Regions from separate parts of the Homo sapiens genome. Here region 2 is linked to region 1. A link is a loop called in an ENCODE intact Hi-C map of the cell type or tissue named here. Cell type or tissue: PC-3. All regions are shown on one strand. Each heading gives the region's core, and the rest is flanking DNA. Links, peaks and the distances in the headings are about the cores only. Region 1 overlaps SLC22A23 (solute carrier family 22 member 23). Region 2 overlaps SLC22A23 (solute carrier family 22 member 23).

Region 1 (9,395 bases), core at 2,809-6,808:
AAAAAAAAAAAAAGAGAGAGAGAGGCCAGGCATGGTAGCTCATGCCTGTAATCCCAGCACTTTGGGAGGCCGAGGTGGGTGGATCATGAGGTCAGGAGATGGAGACCATACTGACTAACACAGTGAAACCCCATCTCTACTAAAAATACAAATAATTATCCAGGTGTGGTGGCGGGCACCTGTAGTCCCAGCTACTTGGGAGGCTGAGGCAGGAGAATGGCGTGAACCCGGGAGGCGGAGCTTGCAGTGAGCCGAGATTGCACCACTGCACTCCAGCCTGGGCAACAGAGCAAGACTCTGTCTCAGACAAAAAAAAAAAAAAAAAAAGAAAGTTTCTTTCCTCTCTCCTCCTTTTCACAGATTTGAGTGCCTGTTCTGAGCTGAGCATTGTGCTATGTGTTGGGGATACAATGATATGTGAAAGTAGACAGCTCAGCTTCCATAGAGCTTAGAGACTTCTGGGGAAGGCACACCCAAACTGATCAAGTAATAATCTTTTCATTACAAAGTGAGTTAAGCGTGTAGAAAGAAAGGGAATTGAGAGACTAGAACAACAACAACAAAACCCTGACCTAGACAGACTGGTCTATGTAAGAAAGTGACATCTGAGATGAGAGCTGAGGTTTGAGTAGGAGGTAGAGAGAGAGGCAAAAGAGGAGAGATGTGTGTGTTTTCCAGAGACAGCAAATGGCACTTGCAAAGGCCCTGTGGTGTGTAGGGCCTGGAATTGATAGCAATTGATATGGGAATGGGGGGTGGCGATGGCTTATAAACCGTGCTAAGAACTTTTCCTCTAATTTTAGAGCAAAGGAAAACCATTAAAGAGTATTAAGTGGGATAAGGGATATGATGCAGTCAGAGTTCGTATTTTTGAAAAGACCTCTCTGGCTGCAGTGAGATCTCGCGTGGTGGGGAGGGGAGGCTGTGCTGAGTGCACAGGAGAAAGCCAGCGAGGCCTGTAGAAGATGCTGATAACTCCCCCAGGGCTGACGGGGAGGCAGACACTCTCGGGAGATACCAGGGAGATGCCCTTAGCCAGCTGAGGTGAGGCCTTGGGAATGGAGGGCTTCAATGGAGGGCATGTGGAGTGAGACGAGGGCCTGGGCCCAAACACCGCACGTACGATGGAGACTTGGGGCTCTGTAGCCACCCATAGGCAGAGGGGAGGGAGGAGAGCTTTTGACAGGGAAAGGCAGCCTGACCAGAGGTTCTGGAGGAAACTGGGCCTGTTTGGGAAGCAGACATGCTGGCCTGCGCAGGGGTTCTGGGGATGAATAGTGGGAAGTCCTACTGGAAGCTCAGAGGCCAGACAAGGGGGCCTGAGCCTGTTCCCAGGGCTGTCGATAGAAAACTCGGGGCCTTTGGCGTGTTCTGCCATTTTCTCTGGCCCTCCTACTCAACAAGGGAGGATGCTAATTAAGTTTCCACACAGCTGAAAGACCCAGATATGTGAAACCATGGGGCTAGAATTTGCCTTCAAATTCAGCTGGCTTTGCCTTTGCTAATTGCTTAGTCTAGGTAAAAGATTGTCCTGGGCGTGGCCATGTTTAATATGATTATCTAGTCCAAGCCTTCAGTTTAGATGAGAAGGCTGAGCTGGAGGGCCATTGGCTTGTCCAAAGCCACCAACCTATTAGGGTTTGAATTCAGTTCTCCTTATCCTCTGCCCCAGAGTGGCCCTTACCATGGGAGAGGGGCTGGGAAGGGCTGGCAGGGGCTCCCACCCTTTGTGACTTCTCCCTGGCGCTGGCCTTTCAGAGGTGACCCTCCCGTTGTGCTTGAGAATGGTGGTTGCTGTATGTTTGGGTTTCTGGACAGTTCAGCTGTGGCTTTGCATGGGTGGACTTCCGCAGAACACCTCTCTGGGCAGATTTCTCTACTCTCTGTCTTCTTAGTCCCGGCTAGCCAGGCCCCCATCTTGTCTTGCTGCTTTTAACACCACAGGCCCGAGAGACAGAAAATAAGATGGAAACCTGCCCACATCACTTCCCTGCTTGAAGCCTTCCATGGCTCCCCATCACTGCAGCACCCATCAAGGGTGCCCTCAGCCCTGAGCCCCACATGTCTTTCCTCTCCTCCCCTGCCACCCCTCCTTGTTGTAGGGGGCATCTTGTATATATTAATAGTTCCCAGCCCGGTCTCTCTCACTGCCTTGTGCCTTGCTCATGCTATTCCACTTGCTCGAGCCCCTTCCCTCCTTCCTTCAGCCCCTTGGTTCCTGCTCATCCCTCAGGTCAGCTCAGTCTCCATCTGAAGGACGGCAACCAGCTGTCCCCTTATCCAAGCCCTCACTGGACCCTGGTTGGAAGGATGCCCGTCTCTCTCCCCTCCTGAAGCTCTTTGACTTTATGAGGTTAACACCATAAATGTCTGAACTCATCTGAACTTGATGTCATGAAAAGGGCAAGAGTGGCCGGGCACAGTGGCTCATGCCTGTAATCCCAGCACTTCGGGAGGCCGAGGCAGGTGGATCCCCTGAGGTCAGGAGTTTTGAGACCAGCTGGCCAACATGGTGAAACCCTGGTCTCTACTAAAAATACAAAAATTAGCTGGGTATGGTGGTGCGTGCCTGTAATCCCAGCTACTCAGGAGGCTGAGGCAGGACAATTGCTTGAACCTGGGAGGCGGAAGTTGCAGTGAGCCAAGATGGCGCCATTGCACTCCAGCCTGGGGGACACAGTGAGACTCTGTCTCAAAAAAAAAAAATAAAGGGGGGCAAGAGTGGCAGGCCTGGCTTGCAGCCCCAACTCTGCCACTTGTCATGGGTCTCTCTCCCAGAGCATTACTGCACCTGTTTCCTCAATGGTAGAATGCGGTCAGTGCTGCCTGACCTTGAGGGCCATTGTGAGGACAGACGCAGAACACTGGGAAGCGTGCCCCACCCCCACGTACCTGGCAAACAGCCCCCACCCTGGAAGCCTCAGGTGCCTTCCTTCCTCCCCTTGGTGGGGTGAGGACGACCGGGATGAGTCGTCTGAGAAGCACTTTGAGGGGGGAGGAGCTGAAGGCCACACCTGGAAGGGCGATTTATTCCTTGGGCGCTGCCAGGTGTCTGCCGCCTTCACCCAGAAACCGATGATGTTCGGAGCCAGGTATGCCCTTCAGACAGGAAGCCTGCATCCAGGGTGATGGGAGGAGCCCCACCAAAAAGCACCCTCTACAGGGTTTATGTGTCTAAGTTCCAACCTGAAAACAAAACAGGTCACCGGGCCACAGGGCTCAGAGAGAGGCCGGGATCAGAAAGCCAGGGGACCTTCCTGGGTAGCCAAGGCCTGGTTAGCCAAGGCCGGGAGAGTGGGGCTCTGCCTGGCGCTTCACTGCCTCCTGGAGTTCTCAGGCCAGAAATCTGAGTTTATGCCATTGAGTGGAAGATGAGCTGCATGTGTTTGAAAGCCTGGCTTGGGTGTGCTGCGTGAACATATGGCTCAGAGAGAGTGGAATTTGAGAGACGAGTTGTTGGTGACTTTGAGCTCATAGCAGCAGAGCTCAGAGAGCAAACGTAGGGGCAAGTTGAAAACTGGAGAAAGGGCTGGGGCCCCTTCCCACTTGCAGCTGAGATTTTATGGGATGCCATGGACTTTGACCTCAGTATTGTAGAAACCTTAATCTTCTGCAGGCTGGGGTTTAGTTGTTTTGTTCTTTGTGTCACTATTGATGAGCAGATCTCCCTCCACACAAGTGATTTAGAGATTGACAGGGACCTATTTGTCTGGGAAAGGGCAGGGGCTGTTGAGTGCATGAAGTGGATTCCTCTAAAATAAACCATTGCTGTGAGAGGATACCGCCAGCACGCGCCCACCCATGGCATCTGCATGGTATTGTATCCTGTCAGACCTCTCTTCGGTCTCTTTTGGCTACAAGTAACTAAAACAAATTTAAATTACATTAACAAAATATAAAAGGAATTTCTTGGAAAGATGCAGGGCAGCAGGTGGAAGGTGGGATCTGAGATCACAAAGTGGGGTGGGGAGTGTCTTTTAGGACACTCAGAAGCTATATCTTCTCATCCCATTCTCCAGAAGTGAGCTCGGTTCCCACTTCAAACTGGCTTCGCCTGATGCTTTTGCTCATGTGATCCCTGGTCAAGCAACGGCCAACACAGAGGTCAGCATCTCTCTGTCCAACTCCAGCTTCCTGGGTGCAAATCTGATTCCCAGCATGGATTGGGGTGAGGGAAAGGAGGTTTTGGAGCAGGGAGTGAGGTTACGCAGGGCTGGGGACTCCTTCAAACGGTGTGACAGGATATGGTTCCGGCTGTTCTTCAAGCTGGGGTGGAAGGGGTTATAGGCAGATGTTTCTGGCAATTAATTGAGGGTAATTGAGTATTGATGATTTAACCACTAAATGCTTTAAACAAAGTATTCTTTTCCCTCCCAGAGACTCAGGATGTAACTCACCTGCTGGCTACTTGAGCTGAGTGTGGAATTAGCAGGAACATACCTCCTGAGGCTTCTCTTCTAGGAATAATTAAACATGGCCTTAGATATTAGCTCCAGATCACCCAGGGATCTTGGAAGGAGCCGTTGGACAGTCACCAACACAGTGTTGCCAATTGTCACTCCCACCCCTGCCTTCACACAGGGCCAGTCTCCTGCTTTCCAAACATTTCTTCTAGTCAGGGCCAGCTACATAATTCGCAGGTCCCCGTGGAAAATAAAAATGCAGAGTCCCTTGTTGACAAAGTGTGTTGTCACCACTGCAGAGCTAGGCAAGGGTTTCCCCAAGCCTTTCCCAGTCTGTCTTCCTTGTTTCTCAGTAACTTCTCTGCCTCTCCTCCATTGTACTTCATGTCTTTTTCTAGATTTCTTTTGGTAAAAAGCAAAACACACTTTTTGAGGGCCTACTTTTCCCAGGGAACAGCTTTACAGAGCCCTGAGCAATTTTGTTTGGGATGTTTGGTTAGCTCAAGGTGTGCAATGGCATGAAGGAGCCAGGGAGCAGTCTTCCATTTGAAAATGCCGCTCTCTCAAAGTTGAGACAGTTGCTTTACTTATCTGAACAGAGAACCAAAGAGCTGAGTCACAGAGATGTGTGGTTAAGGATGTTAAGTCGTAGGAATGCTAGTTAAGTGTTTATCAGGTGTTTTTTTTTTTTAAATAAAGTGGGGAGGAGGGTCAATCCTTTATGTAATTTAATTCAACTAGCTAACAGTCGTGCTTTATTTCTTAGAATCATTTTAAAAATAGGTGCAAGGGAGATAATGCTGGCTTAAAACAGCCACAAGCATCCCAGTGGTCATATTGTATTATGGACGGGTTATGTACTTAGCATCGTAATTTGCACTATGGAGTGTTTCCTCCCAGATTAGATGAAAAGCTGCCTTTTGCATGTGTTTACAAGATGCTTTACAAATTGGGCGCCCTTGATTGCTATGTGTTGAGGAACTCCACTGTTCTCAGATGGATATACTTTAGCGTCTGCAGTAAGCGGATAGTCTTTGTCCTACTCTTTTTAAAACTTGTCTTTATTTGTAATTGTGGTAAAACTATAAATTATAAAATGTACTATTTTAGCCATTTTTCAGTGTACAGTTCTGTGGCTTTAGGTGCATCCTCATTGTTGTGCAGCTGGCACCATCATCCATCTCCAGAACAATTCCATCTTCCCAAACTGAAACTGTCCCCATGAAACCCCAGCTCCCCATTCCCCTCCTCTGGCAACCCCACGCTACCTTCTGCCTCTTTGAATTTGCTTACTCCGGGTACCTCATATAAATAGAGCATTTGTCCTTTTGTGACTGGCTCATGTCGCTCAGCGTGATGTCTTCAAGGCTCATCCATGTGGTAGCGTGTGTGAGCGTTTCCTGCCTGCCTTAGACTGAGGAATACGCCATTGTGTGCCTGCACCACATTCTGTTTGTTTGTTCACCCATCGGCAGACACTTGGGTCGCCTCTACCCCTTGGCTATGGTGCATGTGCGGCTGGGAACTTGGGTGATGCCCTCCTTCTTGAAGACAGTTCCGGACAATCCCTCCATCCCTCCCGTGCCCTCCCCTTCAGAGGCAGTGCTGCAGCTGCTTGCGTGGTGTCCCTGTCTTCCTCTCAGAACATCTGCCCTGGGCTGGTGTCACAGATGGGTAGAAGATCGTGTCTGCCCTGGAGAAGGGAGCTCCTCATGTAGCCGGAGACGGTTGGGAAATTGAATATCCCTGGCATGCGGCACAGGATGAGCGGGGCAGGGAATGGGAGCTGAGGGTGGGGGGTGAACCGAGCACATCCCAGGAGGGCAGGTGCAGTGCACTGTGAGGTGCCTTGGCCCAAGAACAGGACAAGGTGCAGGGGCGCAGAGGAGTCGCTTCCGTCAGTGGGCAGGGAAGCCCAGGGGGCTGTGGCATCTGAGCTATCCCCAAGGAGGGCTTGGGTTTGAGCAGTTGAAAGGATTGAGAGAGGACCTCTTCTGTGAGGAGCTGATGAAGGTGGGGAAGGGACATGTGCAGAGTGCAGAGAGGACGTGGCCTAGAGGAGGGCATGGGTCCTGACCCTGCAAGGCCCCCCTACAAAGCCATAGAGTCAGCCTTCGGCATAGCTTGATTTTTTTCCCCCAGTAGACAATGAGTCTCCTGAACTTTGTAAGTAAGGAAATGATGGAAGAACGAGATTTTAGGACTTGATGGGAGAGATCCAGGAGAGAAGGGCTCGTGTCCACCCAAAGGGTCTGTCCACAGCCCCTCAAGCCAGCCCCTGAGGCGCTGTACCTCCAGGACACACCCATGTTACTCAATGCCTCTTGAAAACCACCTGAACGAGCCCCCATCACAAAACTGTGGTAGGCCCCATGGTCCTACCTGGGGGCCACAGCCCTCTCCCTCTCGACATGTCTGAGCTCCTGCCAAGCACCTTCTCTGCCCAGTGCCCAGTGCTCCTGCCTCCTACAGGCCCCAGCCCAGCACCATGTGGTCTCTCCACTACAGAGGCTGTCAGGCTTGCCTGATGCCGGACCCCACACAACTGCTCAGGAATTTCAGTTGACCTCCCTGGGTGAGTTTCTAGGGCTGCAGAATACCACAGACGGGCAGCTTCAACTGCAGAGATGTATTTCCTTACAGTTCTGGAGGCTGGAAGTCCAAGACCAAGGTTCAGCAGGATTGGTTTCTCCTGAGGCCTCTCTCCTTGGCTTGTTACATGGCTGTCTTCGTGTCCTCACACAGTCTTCCCTCTGTGTGTGTCTGCGTCCTCATCTCCTCTTCTTTTTTTTTTTTTTTCTGAGACGGAGTCTTGCTCTGTTGCCCAGGCTAGAGTGCAGTGGTGTGATCTCAGCTCACTGCAACCTCCACCTCCTGGGTTCAAACTATTCTCCTGCCTCAGCCTCCCGAGTAGCTGGGATTACAGGCGCCCGCCACCGTGCCCAGCTAATTTTTGTATTTTTTAGTAGAGATGGGGTTTCACCATCTTGGCCAGGCTGGTCTCGAACTCCTGACCTCATGATCCACCTGCCTCGGCCTCCCAAAGTGCTGGGATTACAGGCATGAGCCACCGCACCCGGCCACTCATCTCCTCTTCTTATAGGGACCCCAGTCGAATTGGATCAGGACCCACCCTAATAGCTGCATTTGACCTTACTACCCTCTTTAAAAGCCCACTCTTGAAACACAGTCACATTCTGAGGTCCTGGGGGTTACAGCTTCAACGCTGGAGCTTTGAGGGGACAGTACAGCTCATGACAGCAGAGCTCCAGCATGGACCCTGAGCAGGGCAGCTCTGATCTGTATCTGCACCCGGGATAGTTCCCTGAAGCCCTAGGCCTGTGCATTCCCCAACCTGCTGGACTGGCCCTCTCTTGTGGTACCTGATCTTATCTGTGCCTTTTCCCTAAATCCCAGTGTTTTGGTCCTTGGACCCTAGCTGAGTGGCTCTTTATCACTCCCTTGCTTCAAATCCTCCGTGGCTCTCCATGACCTTTAAGGTGAAGTTGGGCCTGGGTGGTAGGTTTCACGGTCTCTGCCTGCCTCTCCTGCCTCCATCCCCATCATCCCCACAGGGACCCCAGAGCTCCACCCACCGATTTGTTTATTTCCCAAACAATGCTGTGTTCCCCCATGCTCTTCTTTCAGCCCAGAGTCCACCCCTCCATCCTGTTGCCTCCTTCAGACCTTCTTGGCTCCCTCTTCCTCCCTTCCCGTTTCCCACCCCTGCTGTCCTGGCCTGAATATATATCCTCAGCCCCTGGGCCTAGCAGGTACTCTGTAAACACTTCCTGCATGGTGCCAGTAAGGAGGTGGCGAAAGGGTTTTGCTCTCATTTGAGTGAGGTTGGATGGCTTAATTCTAAGATGACAAGAATAAAAGAGGACAGATTCGTAAGTTGGCTCAAACCTAAAGTCACATTTCAGTGAGCTATTGAAGATTAAGAAGAGTTATGTAGCTTATCTGAAATGGCAACTAATCAAACTTGGGTGGATCATACTGGGCTCTGGAGTTGATTATGTCTTTAAACCACTGCTGTTCAGAACTTTAGGTAGGTCACAGAGCCTTTTCTTCACGTGGAACGGGCCCATCTTCGTCCAGGGCCGCAGTGGCTCCGGTGCACTTAGAGTCACCCTGGGGAACTTTCAGAAATGCCTGTAGGACCCCAGCATCCATCGTTTAAAAGAAGTTCTCTGGACACTTTCCACGGGGTATGATTTTGCTCCCAGAGAACATTCGGCAATGTCTGGAGACATTTTTGTCGTTGTTGTCACACCTTTGGGGGCATGGGGGGAGGGTGCTACTGGCGCCTGGTGGGTAGAGGCAGGGGTACTGCTAAACATCCTACAGGGCACAGGACTGTCCACACCACAAGGGATGATCCGGCCCCAGATCCGGCCCCAAATACGGCAAGTTTGAGAAACCCCGGTCAGATCCGGCCCCAAATACGGCAAGTTTGAGAAACCCCGGTCTAGACTAATAAAAACACTCATTGTATTTCCTGACCACACCCAACAGATGGCCAAGCCTGTGGGGTGGGACAGTGGGACCTCTGCTCTTTAACCCACAGTACGGGACACATGGGTGTTCAGGCTGAGGGTGTTTCATCCTGCTGGGAATTCCCACAAGGCAGCCACGGTTCCCTGCCCTCTGTGAAGAAAGGGTTTGCTGAGCTCGTTATGGAATAAACAAAGCTCAGCAGGCAGCAGGCACGTTTAGCCCACCTAGGAAAGCATGTTTGGGAAAAGGGCCATAGTATATTTATACAGGAATGAATGTTGCTAATGACCAAGTCACTCCTTGAAGTAGGTCCTTTGAACCTCTACTTAGAATAACGGTTAATTACTAGAAAAGGAAACGTTTGTTTGGAAGTAAAAGGTACTTATTTTCAAAATGTCTCTAATTCAAACTAGCCTTTTCCATAATTAATTCCTATTACGGTGGTTTTATAGTGTTGTCAGCAGCAGGAAACTGGAGCTCTCCCGTGGGACA
Region 2 (9,395 bases), core at 3,188-7,187, 60 kb after region 1:
GGGCTGCACCAGTGATTTGAGTGCTTGGTTGTAGCCTGCATCCGGTTTTAATTTGATTTTAGGATAACTGGTGGGAAAAATTGCACTTGCCAGAGGGGACTTGTTGGGCTTCTCTTTCAGGCAGCAGGAACAGCACGAATTCCACCGAAAGGAGATGCCGTGGCACAGACTGTCGTGGGCTGCCAGGACATCCTCGCTGCGGCCTGCCTTCTCCTTTCCTGCCACTCACCCTCAGAGAACTTTATCAGAGAAGCCCACGACTCTTGGGTTTCGTTAACTCTTTGAATGAAATATACATATACTTACTTGTTCACCATATTTTAAAAACATTTTAAAGTAGAGGAGTGGCAAAAGCAGTACAGTTAAAATAATTTTAGACTTACAGAGGAATGGCAAAGGCAGTACAGAGATTTTCTGTAAGCCCTTCACTCACCCGCCTTCCGCTAACGTGAACTCACATAACCACGCTACGGTCCCCAGAGCTGAGAAACGGACGTTGTCGTGGGACTAACTAAACGACGGACTTTCCTTGAATCTCACCAGTGTTTTCTCTACTGTCCTTTTTCTGTTCCAGAACACTCTATTAAATGTAGCTGTGTCTCCACAGTCGCCTCTGATCTGTGACAGTTCCTTGGGTTTGTCTTTTGTGACCTTAACACTGTGATGAGGACAGTGGTGTAACGGGTTGGTATTTTGCAGAATGCCCCTCGATGTGGGTCTGTCTGATACTTTCTCTTGATCAGACTAGGGGGAAGAGCACCACCCTGCTCATGGCGTCGTATCGAGGCAGGAGCTCTGACGTCAGCGTGAGCTGTCACTGGTCACGCTAACCTTCCTCAGTTGAGATGGGGTCTGCCAGGCTTCTCCTCTGCAGTTACTAGTTTTCCCTTTCTCCACTTAGTTTGTTAGGAGTGAGTCACTTTATTTCTTCAGCAAAGGGACTCACAGCTATGAAGGGCAGATAATCCATGTGGCTAGGTACACTGCTGTTTACCTCCTCACTCCTCAAAAAGCTGTCTCTTCTAAACGTGTGTATTTTTTAAAGGTTAGTAGGGTTTTTCTGAGAAACAAAGGTGAAAATCTGGGTGAGGTTGGAAGAGAAGAGTTGTGTGTGGTTGTTGTTGATTTCAAAGGCTGGAGTGGTGGTCTGAGTGACGAACCAGAGAAAGGCCTGCTGCACCCTGGGGTGCCTGCCCCGCCCTGGGGTGCCGGCCCTGTGGAAGCAAGTCCTTGTTCCCCATGTTGCTGCCAGGTCCGTGTGTCAGCATCAGAGTATGCAGACTTTCCAGATGTCCTTCCAGTGGTGCCCTGGGTGGGAGACCCAGTCCCACTGCCGCCTCCACCCCTCCCACGCTGGGTGACCCTGGGGCAGGTCCCCGGCAGTCCTGGATTCACTCTTTTCATCTGTAGAGCAAGAGGGTTGGCCCTGGAAGGCCGTTCTGAGCTCTCGGGCTGTCCCCAGCCACGCTTGGCACGGCTACTGAGGAGCAAGCAGCCTCCAAGCCTGGCAGTGCCAGCCTCCTCTGTGTCTGGAAGAACAAGGCTGCCTCAGAACCCGGAGCCTCCTGTTGGCTGCTTTATTCAGACCCTCCCCCACTTTCCAGAGAAGCCAACTTCTTGAGGAGGAAAGAGAAGCACCAACTCCTGGTGCCACATCCAGGGACCCCAGGGCTGGTTGTGCGTGTGGCGTACACAGAGCAAGCGTGCTCTCCCTTCTCCTTCGCTCTCCAGCCTGAGGCTTGTCTGCCCTCCAGCTTGGGCCACCGCCACCCTGAGCAGCCTTTTCTGCCTCCCCTTCCTACCTCCCCTGCCTTGGGTTTCTAAACCCCTAACCGTGCACTGTCAGGGCACACTGGCTTCCCTGTGATGCTCCCAGCTAATGTCAACCCAGATCATTAATAAATCCACCTCGTCAGGTAATGAGACACCCGGGAGGGGTGTGGAAAGGTGTGAGTTCTTCAAGCCGATTGAAGTCCCCTCATCAGTGACCACAGGAATGGGCATGAATGGGGAATTTGAGAGCCGCATCATTTAGAGTGAGATGTGTCACATCTGGCAGCGTCCTGCTCAAATGCGGGGCTTGGGTGTTTGTTGCAGTATCTTGGCAGCCTAATAGGCTATTCTGTGGATGTTCTTTTTGGAAAAGAACTGTGAAAAAAAATGAGATGACCACATTTCCCTTTGCAGTATTCTAGCTCTAATACGTCTCTCTGTCCTGGTAACAGAGTGCTCTCTGAGGAATGTTGTTTGTTTTGAGGACAGGGAGTTTTTGTTTTTCATATGGGCCAGTTGCAGGCACATGTGTTTGTGGGCAGCCCTGGTCAGGAGTGGCTGGCACTGAGCATGGGCTGTGACTTCAGAGGACTTCCCCAAGGAGCCCAGACTTGTAAGGGAACTCAGACAATTAGCTCCAACAGTAGGGGACAAAGCTAATTTTTAGTAAACTTGTCAGTTGTGTGGTTCAGCTAAGGCACCTGTGTTTTACAACTTTCTGTTTGATCATGGTAAAATACACATACCATAAAATTTACCATCTTAACCTTTTTTTTTGTTTTTTGAGACAGAGTTCTGCTCTGTCGCCCAGGCTAGAGTGCAGTGGCACCATCTCTGCACACTGCAACCTCTGCCTCCCAGACTCAAGGACTTCTTGTGCCTCAGACTCCCAAGTAGTTGGAACTATAGCCATGGGCCACCGCACCCGGCTAATTTTTTTTGTATTTTTAGTAGAGACAGGATTTTGCTGTGTTGGCCAGGCTGGTCTCAAACTCCTGGCCTCAAGTGATCCACCCACCTTGGCCTCTCAAAGTGCTGGGATTACAGGCATGAGCCACCGTGCCCAGCCCATCTTAACCATTTAAGTGTATGGTTCAGTGGCATTAAGTTCATTCACCCTCTAGGGCACCCCTCACCACCATCCATCTCCAGAACTCTTTTCATCTTCCCAAACTGAAAGTGCACCCATTTAACAACAAATTCCCATTCTCCCTCCTCTCCCCAGCCCTTGGTAACCGCCGTTCTCCTTTCTGTCTCTATGGATTTCACTACACTAGTGCCTCATATAAATGGATTCATACAGCATTTGTTTTTCTGTGACTGGCTTATTCCACTGAGCATAATGTCCTCCATGTTCAGACATGTTGCAGCAGATATGAGAATCCCCTTCCTTTTTAAGGCGGGATCGTATTATATCGTATGGATAGGCCACATTTTGTTCACCCATTCACACTTAGGTTGCTTCCACATTCTCGCTATTGTGAATACTGCTGCTGTGAACACATGTGTGTGTTTTTGAGTTCCTGCTTTCAGTTCTTGAAGGACTATACCCAGAAGTAGAAATGCTGGATCATATGATTTGGGGGACTTTTAAAATCACTGTGTTCTTTGGAGGCTATCTGTGAGGTTCTGGCTTAACTTACCATAAGCATTAATGAATAAAAGTTTTTATTGACATTTTTAAAAATAGAAATAACAAGCAAAAAGAATGTGGTAATTATTTGGTAATTAAGGTTCAAGTTCAAACTAGGTAGTGTGATGATGAAACCAAAAGGCAGCTCTGTTCCGTGATTTATTTTCTTTGTATCATTATCTACCTCCATGTTTATTCTTGCCACCAGGAAAATGTGTTTTTTAAGTGATTTTCCCACTGATATGATTTAGAAGTATTTATAAAGTATTTACAGCATTCGTAATTTTTACTTATCTATACTTTTAAAGGATTAAGAAACATTCTTAGACAGAAATGCTTATTTAACATGAGTCTGAGATTAAAACCTATTTTTATAAAGCAGACGTATGATAGGAGATTGTTTACTTTAGAGAAGGAGCAACCACTTTGCAAAGATTCACTGTGAGATGTCTTTACAATTGCAGCCCTACAGGTGCATGAATATTTAATTCAATGTACTAAAAGTCAATTTATACAAAAATGTTTTCTCCTGCTTGTAGCAGTCTATAAGCATCTGCTATGATAATGAAGCACCTCATGCAATTTTGGCCTGGCACCGTTTTTGTTCTTCTCAAGTAATAGGGGTGTACATCATTACTGCGGACATCCGGGAGCTGGCACCGGTCTCAACCCAGCAGAAACCTGAGGGACTTTAGGGTACCAGAGGAAGCTGATGTTGCCACAGCCAGAAGAATCTTGTAAAAAGGCAGCTCTGATCATGTCACTTTACTCCATACCATAAATCCTTCAAAGGCTCTCATTGCTTTTAGAATAAAGGCTTTCTGTGGCTGGTCAGGCGCATAGTAGGACCTCAGGGGGCCCTCTCAGCCCCGTCGCCCGCCCCCACCTCACTTGCTCTGCCTGTTTTGCTGAGCTGGTATCAGTTCCTTGAAAACCTTGCAATCTGTGTCATCACTGGACTTTCGCCAGAACACTCTCCTGTGACTTTTTCTCAGGGTGAAGTTTGCTCATAAAGTCCTCAGATAAGGTTGGCGCCACTTTTTCTAGGGATTTTCTTCTGACCCCTCACATCAGAGTCAGAGGCCCCTCCTCCGTGTGCCTGTAGCACTCTCCACTGTCCTAGTCACAGAATCATAGCGCTCGTCACACTGACTCTGTGTTCAACATGGTTTGGTTTTATTTAACCACGGAGTAGATATAAAAATACTAATAAGATATATGTCAGCTATAAAGGATTCTACACCGTGCACGTTCATGTACTCACTACCCGGCTTTGGTGCCTTTCAGGCACCCTGGGTGTCCCTCCCCAGCCCCACCCTCAGAGAAAAAACCAGCCAGAATTTTGTGTTATTTGTTCCCTTTTCTTTATTATTTTACCTCATCTGTTAGTATGCATAAACAGTACATCATTTAGTTTTGCATTTTTAATAAGTCAAATCATACCGTGTGTGTTCCTCCATACGTTATCTTTCACTCAGCATTATTTCTGAGATGCCGCCTGTGTTGATCTTTATAGCTTTATCATTTGTTTGTTTCTCTGCTGTCTGAATATGCTGCTATCATTTGGGCTGTCATTGCTTTTATACATCTCTCTATTCCTTCTCTTTCCCTTACACCCCCATCTTCACCCTAACACACAATTTTAGTCTCCAAAAGGAGTTTATCTTGCTCGTTGTTATGTCTTAGGATCTGGCATAAGAAAATGTTTGTTAAATGAAGTGCATACCCTTTGGTCTGAGAGTCTGTCTGTAAACAATGAGTGAGTTTACCATTCCATCATTCCATCAGTAATCAGCAGCAATGCCCTTCTTTGGCAAGAGCTCTTTCCTCCCTACACCTTCCCTTGCTATAATACTAGACTAGGACTCAACAAACTTTTTCTGTAATGTCCCAGATGGCAAATATTTTAGGCTTTGCAGGCCATATGTTTTTTGCCACAGCTACTTAATCCTGCCACCATAACATAAAGCAGCCATAGATGATATGTAAACAAATGGGTGTTACAATAAAGCTTTATTAACAAAAGCAGGCAGTGGGCCAAATTTGTCCCACAGGCTATAGTTTGCCAACCTCTGTCGTAGATGACTCACCTGGTTGGAAGGAAGGACAATGTTGCTACTAGGTCAGAGATGGGAAACTTTGATCACAGAGCCCAGGGGGACTCGCCCAGTCTATTAATAGTACAGGCAAGGATAAAGCTGAGCTTGTGATACCTCATAAGGCCTTGAGGCAAAATAAAAGTTGAGGGAGAAAGGTAGCAATTTTCAGACTAGGGCGTAAGTGCATCTTAAGGGTCAGTATGTTATGCATTGTAAACTACGTTACAAAGCCACAACTAAAAATACTACCATGAGATTTGAATTTTAGGCTGGGACAGAGTTTAGCTATTCACCTCACTGTCCTTCATCTGACACTTTCTTCCCTGATTCATCTCCAGCATCTGAGGCTTGAGCCTGGCTGGCTGTGCATACTGAGGACTAAGAGTTGGTGGCTCAACCCTGTCACTCTGTCAAGCATGCAGAATAGATTCTCATGGAGAAAATATTGACTTATCTTTGTTGAACTGAGAGAGCAGAGCAGCATCCTTGAAGAGCTCTAAGTACAAGTGGAGGATCCACCTCCACTGAGTTATTCCCCTTATGTTAAAGTGGACCCCCTTGTCATCGTGACATCAGGGTAAGTGAGGCGGAACATTGCAGGGAAAGAGCATGGGCCTGGGGCAGACAGATGGGAATCTGGGTCACTCATAGTCTTCTCATTCTTTAAGCAGGGTGCATGCCTGTCTCACAAAATCATTGTGAGGGGTGTGTCTTGCTCATGGTGGCAGCAAATGAGTCTGAAAGGAGCGTGGCTGAGGGAGGCCAAGAGGATGCTGATAAGAAAAGGAACTAGGGACTTTACTGTGCACTGCCAGGCATTGTTCTAGCTCTTTTCTCCTGATTCCATTCTCACCATAAGCCTGTAAGAAATAAATTCCACTACTGTCCCCCTCGCACAGATGGTAAATGGAGCAGAGAGAAGGCAGGGCGCTGGGCCAGGCTTGCTTGGCTGGAAGGCTGTAGAGCTGGGATTGGGAGCACAGCGTGTCTGGCTGGAGAGTCCCCACTCTTCTCTGCGACATGGTTTATCACAGTGGCTGTGCTGATATTTTAAGCCTGGCTGTTGTTAATTTTTATTGGGGACTGGTCCTGAAACGCCTCACCACTGAGGCTACTCAGTCAGCCCCATTCTGCTGTCCTGTAGTTAGTTGATCCTGCCCAACCTATGGCAGAATAGACAAAAGGTGTCCTAGGGAAAGGTCCCCAAAAAGATCAGAGTATAAAGTTGAAGATGGCTGAGCCCCCACTGTACTACAGTGCTGTGGTTAATGGGCAGATGGACCTCACTAAGGCAGGCTTCTCTTCCTCACCTCCCCACAGAGAGGCCCCAGCAGGCTGGGGAGATGTGGTGTCCCCATGCCTGGCAGAGAGATAGCCACGGGAAGGGACTTCAGTTAGTCCTTTTGATGGTTCTCGGGCTCTGATGAAGGAGACACAGAAAGTGGCCTAGAGACATCAGCCATTCCCCTAAGGACACAAAGCACCCAGGACGTGGTGTCAGTGCCTTCACATACGAGGCATCTCTGAAGCAGTTTCAAAAAGTTGAAGAGATTTCAAAATGCCCATGAGGTTAGGCAGATTCCTGTGACTGGTCCTGACCAATGAGCTGCGAGTGGAAGTGACCTGTCACTTCTGGGCTGGAGCATTCAGTTACCTGTAAGAGACCTGCTAGGCCTCCTGGATGCCGGCCAGCAGCATTCACAATGGTAGCTGCTCCGTCAGCCTGCATCCCCACGTGACAATGACAAGCAGAGACCCACCAGCCCTCAATAGGCATGTATTGTGAATAAGAAATAAGCTGTTGGCATTTTCAGCCTCTGAGATTTTAAAAAGTTGTTACTTCAGTGCAACACAGCTTGTGGCTGATACACAAACTCACTGCAGTTTTCCCCGTCCTTGCTAATAGCTTGATTTTTTTTTTTAATAACTTAATGTGAGTTAGTACTAGCATGAAAGGATGTTAGTGTTGACTTTGGGTGTATAGAGTTTTGTAGAGAGTAAATAGGAAGTTCCAAAATAGAGTCCGGTTTCACAGGACTTTGTACATATTGATTTAAATCTACCGGAATGCCTAGTTTCATGATAATGTCAATAAATGTTTGATTCATTGGTCAGGCCATTGTTGGGCCACTCAGATGTATGGAAATACTATTAGCTGATGCATCCAAATTAGTTATTCCCTGGAATATTCTTCTTACCAATTCCTTATTATTGTGGTTTGAAATAGTTCAGCCTTATACTACTATCTTACTTAACTATGTCAAGATAGGTTAGTGGAGGGGTTATAGTCAAGGCTATCATGCCTGTTCACCCAGACCAATTCATTTCAGTTTGAAGCTTTCATCTAAATGTTTCTAAAGCCTGCTCACCTTGTTGAGTTTGGGTAAGCCACTCACCCCTATGGAGTCAGTGTTGTTCAGATATCAAGCGCTACTCTGGCTTAGAATTCATATTCTATTATTTATGTCTTTAACAGAGATTGTTTGGGATTTCTGTACTCTTCACCCTCTAGCCCCCTCATCCCTCATTATGTTCTCACATTTCCTCTCTTTATCTCTCCCACAGGCATGTGTACAGATGCACGCACGTGCACACACACACACACACACGCATCCACACTCCTTTCTCTCCAAAGATTTAAACTGATCCTGTTCTAAGATCCCTGATACTGGGGAAATGTGTGCACAATATTTATCATCCCTAATAAATGAAACCACAGGAACCCTTTGAAGCCCCTGCTGGGAGCTGAGGGCAGCTCGTTGAGTAGTCATCAGGCAATCTGAGCCCGTCCCAGCTGCATGACTTCTGTTTGAATTGCATAAGTTTCTACGTAAGCACATGCTGCAAAGGTTTAGGTTTTCAACTTGTGTTCAAGGTGATATGAAGCGAGGGTAGTCTTGGTGGGAGAATTTTAGTATTGGGGGAAAGGAACAAATGGCAGCATTTCAGTCCCCAAAATGTTTGTTTGCCTTTCTCTTTCACCTAAGCTAAACTATCCAAAACCACGTGGAAAACGCTGTCTATCCTTCTCTCTGCCCACCCTCGCACACCTCCCAAATCCCCTGTCTAAGCCCTGCAAGTGTAAAGCCTTGAATTTGCTGCATGGTGTTCGATAGTTCTGTGACAGCGTTCCATAGCAGGAGATACACATCTCATTCTGGACAATGAGAAGCACACTCTGAACTTTATCAGGGAGCATTAGGTGGTTTTTTGAGTTCATAGATAGTCATTAAAAAGATAGACCATTCCCTCAAAGAACTCCAAATCCAGCAGGTTTTTAAACTACTTTTGCCAAGAGGAAAGAGCATGTTTATTGGGGGAAGCCGAAGTCCCCTTGGTGGAGGAGAAGGACATTTTAGAATTGTTGCTGTGGTCTAGACTCAACATCAGAGACTAGAACTTGTCTCAGAGACAGGCCAGCCATGGGAGAGAATCTCCAGAGAGCTCATTAAGGGCACCAGAATTACACTGTGGAGAAAACAGGGCAAAAAGTGTCATGCTGGCAGGGAGGCCCAGACAACTCTCCCATAAAGACAGGTTTTGCCTGACCTGCAACTTAGAGCCCAGGCCACGATTCAGCTCCTCCTTCATGTTAAAACCTGACACTGAGGCCAGGCGCGGTGGCTCAAGCCTGTAATCCCAGCACTTTGGGAGGCTGAGGCAGGTGGATCACCTGAGATCAGGAGTTCAAGACCAGCCTGGCCAACATGGTGAAACCCCATCTCTACTAAAAATACAAAAAATTAGCCGGGTGTGGTGGCAGGTGCCTGTAATCCCAGCTACTCAGGAGGCTGAGGCAAGAGAATCGCTTGAACCCTGGAGGCGGAGGTTGCAGTGAGCCGAGATCACGCCATTGCACTCCAGCCTGGGCAACAAGAGCAAAACTCCAT

Evidence for each region. Peaks named below come from ENCODE experiments on the same cell type or tissue, not always from the same donor. Only the 100,000 strongest peaks of a DNase experiment are listed, where the experiment ranks them.
Region 2: a loop joins it to region 1, with 2.5 times the contacts of the local background. A loop is called at or near these places in 10 of 110 quality-filtered maps.

The regions. Positions count from the first base shown.
Region 1 is chr6:3,438,516-3,447,910 of GRCh38, reverse strand. All of the region lies in intron 1 of SLC22A23 (solute carrier family 22 member 23), which reads left to right. Among named protein-coding and RNA genes, the nearest start is that of SLC22A23, 14 kb to the left of the region's middle. RefSeq lists enhancers at 636-1,182, 1,183-1,730. In PC-3, for the core only: no CTCF peak of the experiment used is centred there; a DNase peak (open chromatin) is centred at 5,000; H3K27ac peaks cover 402 bases.
Region 2 is chr6:3,378,678-3,388,072 of GRCh38, reverse strand. All of the region lies in intron 3 of SLC22A23 (solute carrier family 22 member 23), which reads left to right. Among named protein-coding and RNA genes, the nearest start is that of SLC22A23, 74 kb to the left of the region's middle. In PC-3, for the core only: no CTCF peak of the experiment used is centred there; DNase peaks (open chromatin) are centred at 4,392, 5,542 and 7,182; H3K4me3 peaks cover 1,235 bases; H3K27ac peaks cover 3,372 bases.